2 separate regions of the Homo sapiens genome follow, and region 2 is linked to region 1. Evidence: read pairs that join two places in POLR2A ChIA-PET (ENCODE). Cell type or tissue: PC-3. All regions are shown on one strand.

What was found. ChIA-PET counts read pairs that join two places held together with the same protein. Peaks named below come from ENCODE experiments on the same cell type or tissue, not always from the same donor. Only the 100,000 strongest peaks of a DNase experiment are listed, where the experiment ranks them.
Region 2: POLR2A ChIA-PET joins it to region 1 with 6 read pairs; 2 of 35 experiments call an interaction of 5 or more read pairs at or near these places.

The regions. Positions count from the first base shown.
Region 1 is chr11:12,875,780-12,878,279 of GRCh38, reverse strand. The region is part of intron 5 of TEAD1 (TEA domain transcription factor 1); the gene reads right to left. Among named protein-coding and RNA genes, the nearest start is that of TEAD1-AS1, 46 kb to the left of the region's middle. RefSeq lists an enhancer at 1,551-2,051. In PC-3, no CTCF peak of the experiment used is centred here; no DNase peak of the experiment used is centred here.
Region 2 is chr11:12,754,012-12,756,511 of GRCh38, reverse strand. The region is part of intron 2 of TEAD1 (TEA domain transcription factor 1); the gene reads right to left. Among named protein-coding and RNA genes, the nearest start is that of TEAD1, 81 kb to the right of the region's middle. RefSeq lists a silencer at 616-910. In PC-3, no CTCF peak of the experiment used is centred here; no DNase peak of the experiment used is centred here; H3K27ac peaks cover 806 bases.

The DNA of each region.
Region 1 (2,500 bases):
TAAAAAATCAAAGCTCATGAACAACTGCTAAGGGCTTCTAAGAAAGATGTGCTAGGTGTTCCCAGGGTGTAGATACTACTTTGCCCTATAACTGTCAGGAAGACAATGTGAATTTCCAAAAAGCTTACATTAACCTTTGAAAAAGAGCCAATAAAGAAAAAGGGAAAGGGGAAGACCAGGTGTGGCTGCTCACACCTATAATCCCAGCACTTTGTGAGGCTGAGGTGGGAGGATTACTTGGGCCCAGGAGTTCAAGACCAGCCTGGGTTACATAGAGAGACCCTGTCTCCACACACACACACACAAAAAAAAAAATTAGCCAGGTGTGGTGGTGTACTTCTGTGGTTCCAGCTACTCAAGAGCCTGAGGTGGGAGGACTGTTTGAACCTGGGAGGTCAAGGCTGCAATGAGCTGTGTTCATCAAGCCACTGCACTCAAGCCTGGGCAGTAGAGCAAGACTCCATCAGAAAAAAAAAGAATGAAGGAGAAAAGGAAGGAAGAAAGGGAGGGTGGGAGGGAGAAAAGGGGAAGGAGGAAGGGAGGAAAAAAGGAAAGGGAGGGGAGGGGGGAAAAAGAAAACGGAGCCTAACACTTCCATTAATTTCTTCTTTTTTTTTTTTGAGATGGAGTTTCACTCTTGTTGCCCGGGCTGGAGTGCAGTGGCATGATCTCAGCTCATTGCAACCTCCGCTTCCCAGGTTCAAGTGATTCTCCTACCTCAGCCTCCTGAGTAGCTGGGATTACAGGCATATGCCACCATGCCCGGCTAATTTTTGTATTTGTCTTTTTAGTAGAGATGGGGTTTCACCATGTTGGCCAGGCTGGTCTCGAACTCCCGACCTCAGATGATCCACCCGCCTTGGCCTCCCAAAGTGCTGGGATTACAGGCGTAAGCCACCACGCCCAGCCACATTAATTTTTATGTCTTATATATTACTCTGGCTGTGACTGAAAAACTAAGGAGCCTCAAGTAACAGCTTTTCATGGATGCTCAAGGTCATTATGAACATCTGTAATGACACCTCCCGTGGCCGAGTGACACTCCAAGGGCCCTAGAAGCTGGCAGGATTCCTGGGCCTCAAAAGAACGGCCAGAGTGACTCAGAATGATCCTTTTGCTGCTGTTATCTCCTTCTTATCAGATGGCAGTTCTTCGACTTGGGGCTCCATTTGCTAATCTGTCAAATGTTCTAACCTAAAGCTAGCTTCCTCAACTAACCTTTTTTTTAAGATTTGAAACATGTCAGATACTGAGGATGCCAGAAAGAGGGCAAATCTTGAAGTGTATGGGATTTTATGATAAACTGACAAACTGGGCCCACACATGCAGACCTCAGTGCCAGGCAATCTACTGTTGGCTATTCTGTGGCTTTACCTGCTCCTCGCTTGTCCATCCCCTCAGAGGGTAGCCCATGAACAGAAACCATGGCCCTAGTCACACCAACTCCATTCCCCATCAACATCACCCTGACATCAATACGAATCCATTGGTTTCTCTTAGACCAGTCACTTTGGACTCCAGCCCCCAAGCCACTCAACCTCTACCAAGGGGGTTATAAATGCTCTCAAGGCAGATTTCTGAAACTGAGGTAATGGCTCAGGTATGACCACAGGTGCCTTCCTCAGCACAGAACAAGCCTTACAACTTCTCTGGGGCCCAGGCTAGGGGGATTGGAAAATGGCAGCACAGACGTCTTGCCTGCCTGACTGACACATCTGAGCAATAGCTACAAAAGAACTTGAGGGCTTGGCTCCATTCCAGAAGAACATCGTGGATCCTCTCACAGACCCGAAGAGTTCCACGTATTTGAAATTCTGCAGACAGAGGCACTTCTGCTTGCCCAAATACAGAATCTGTTTGTGCACACTTGGGTGGGGTGACTCATGAATTCTAAGTCCAGGTCCAAATGAGTTCCCTGCATCTCCACATCCCGCTTTATTGAGTTGCTTGAAATTTGCTAGGCTTATTAAAAATCATTTGAAATCTTCAAACAAGTTTGATATTCTTTTTTGAAACGGAAATCAGTCAGTGTGGAAAAGGAGAAAAGCACCTATCTTTGCTGTTTATGTCACACAGCTTCAGAACATGATCTTTTTCTTCTGTTAAAGTAAGGTTTGACTCTCTCATTACCCAGCATTCTACCAGGTACCTAAATGAAAACAGGAGTTCAAGAGCAGGAGAGCAAATCAATTGCTTTTATGACACCAACTTGCTCCAAGACTATAAAAGGTGTACCCACTGGGGTGTCCGGAGACCTGGCTTCAAACCTGTCCCTGCCTGACATTAATGAGCTGCATTATGTGGATCAAGTCATTTAATGACTTCGAAGTTTCTTTATTTATAAAATTAAAAGTTGCACATTACTGCCTAATGTCCTTCTGGGTTTAAAGGTATTTGTAGCTATGAGGGTAAATTCCATTATAAACAGATACTTTTCAATGCATATAGTCAAGGAAACTACTAGTGAGAAGACAGCAGGATGTTAAAATTTGGGCAGCTT
Region 2 (2,500 bases), 120 kb after region 1:
ATGTAAAGTGGGTTGTGTTATTATTTTCCTACCATTTAAGACACTAGCCAACCTTGCTAACAAGTGGCCTGAGAAAAATACAAGTGAAGATTGGCAGCCTGGATTTTGTAGGCAACCACAGAAGAGATGGAAGCACAGAAAGTATGTCATTGTCAGAGACAGGGCAGAATTCTCAGGGAATGGGAATGCTGATGCTGAGAACTGAGGCAACATGTGCCACAACGACAGCAGCAGCCAGTGAGCCTTGGTGCCAATGCCAACAGGTTCCCTCTAATTTCAGCAGGGAGGAGTGGATAATTACTCCTTCTCGTTTTCAAAAATCACTTCCGTGTCAACAGAATCCCATCAACAAGCCAATATCTCTTCACCAAGCCCCAATGCTAAGCATCCCATTAGAGGACTTAGCATTACCCTCCTGAGAATCCCTGATTAATTCTCCGCTCCATCAGCCCTAAGTACTTGCCCAGGTGACAGCTCAAGAAAAGCTCTGATTGATTTCATGCTATGCAGCTCTGATGGGACCACTCTGCATTACCAGCCTTTAGGGGAATAGCCCACCCCATCCCCTTAATGAATCTGTTAGCCATTGAGAACAGAAATCCTGCCCCTTCCTTTCTCCCGTCACTACCACCAGTCAAGCTGATCATTGTTGTTCTTTATCAGTGGACTCCTTCAAAAGGACAAGGCCACAGACCCAGTTTCAGGCAATCTATCCTATCTGACCATTCCAAAGCAAAGACCTGATACCAAGACAGTGCATGCCCAAAGTGAGCGTGAACCAGAGGACATGACTCGTAGCCCAAGTCACTCCCACCCTGGGAAATGGACAACTTAACCTCGGGAAACACATTTCAACCCCAGAAACAGAAGCTTCTTTCCTGCTTTAAGAGAGCAAACGTCCCAACTGTTAGCAGTAAGGAGCTGTCAGTATTTCAAAAGGAAAACTCATAAGCCTTTTCCCAGGAGTAACAGTCAAAGAAAACCTTAAGACTAACTCCCCAATTCCAGTAGCCTGTGGAGTCAACATACACTTGGGGTAGACTAACCAACCATAATGCTTACTAAAAATAAAGAAAACACCAGGAAAACAACACTCCTTAGCCACTAACCTATGGATCACATCACTTTCTTAGTTGGTACGATTCACCATCCGATTATTATAACTCGGTATTTTAAATGACAATGAGCATAAAGTAAAAATCAAAAGTAGAAGTAAAAAGACATTAACATACAAGATAAATATAAGTATATACACCATTTCAAGAAGTCCCCTCAGCTGCATGACTGATGGAATGCCTAGAAATGGGTCTTATACCATTAGAAATGGCTCCCTAAGAGGGAAGTCTATAGGTAAATGCCTGGAGAGTCATCCCTGCTTACTAAAGGCCAGGTGAGACTCACCCAATGTTACACAGTCTGTTGACAGCCAACTTAAATGATATGTTGGCACTGGCCTCACTCCAGGTCCCAGCAGCAATCTGCCCAGATGCGGCCCCCTTGGCTGATTCAGAATTCTAATTGTGCTGCATCAGAAACGGCCCTCCCTACTTTGCATACAAAAGTAGTCCAGGGCCTTCTCCACCAGCTTCTATGACTTTGGATGCTTCTCTCATTCTGGCCATGCCCCATCTATCCTAAATTATTGAGACAGGCATTCTGGGGGTTGGGGAGAGAAGCAATAGGGAAATCCACACTTCACTCCTGATTGAGTCATAAGCCAATCAACAAGGAAAACCTGAATCAGGATGGCATTTTAAAGAGCTAAACTGCGAAGGCCAAGCCCTGCTCTGGTCCTTCAACCACAGCTCCTGACATTCAGTGCTCTCAGGATCTAATGGATCCAAATGGATTTCATCAGCACTCACATCAGGATCCAAAATCTAGGCTCTAACATGCCCAAAAGGAAAAAACTCTTTCCTGTCAACCTAAGGAACCAAAACCACAATTCATCACATTGTTTGCCTTCCCACTGTTTATATTTTCATTGTTTGTAACAGGCAGAAGTCTGATAGTCTCTAGACTATCAGAAATCAGGCTGTCACTTTCTCTTGTGTGGGTGTCAGATCTGGTCTGCCTTTACCCATTTCTAATGGATCTGAGCATACAGATCCTCAAAGCATACCCAAATCACACATGGATATTTCTAAGTCCCAAAACATGATCATAAAACTCCTCCGGGGCAGAGGCAGAGGCAGAGCCTGTGTGACCTCTACAACCTAGGACAGTGTCAAATAACATTGGGATGCTGGATAAAAGTGAGACAACATAAAACAACAAATAAAATGAACCTGTTTGAATAAATGCAGCTCTTGTGCAATCTTGAGGAAGAAAATCAAAGCTGAACGACTTAAACTGCCCAATATGAAACCTCAATGCAAAGCTTAGTCATTAATAGTATAGTACTGGCACAAAGATAATGAAAATAGGCCAAGGAATCAGATTAGAGAATCTAGAAACAAACTCATACACATACGTTCACTTGATTTGTAACAAAAGTGAC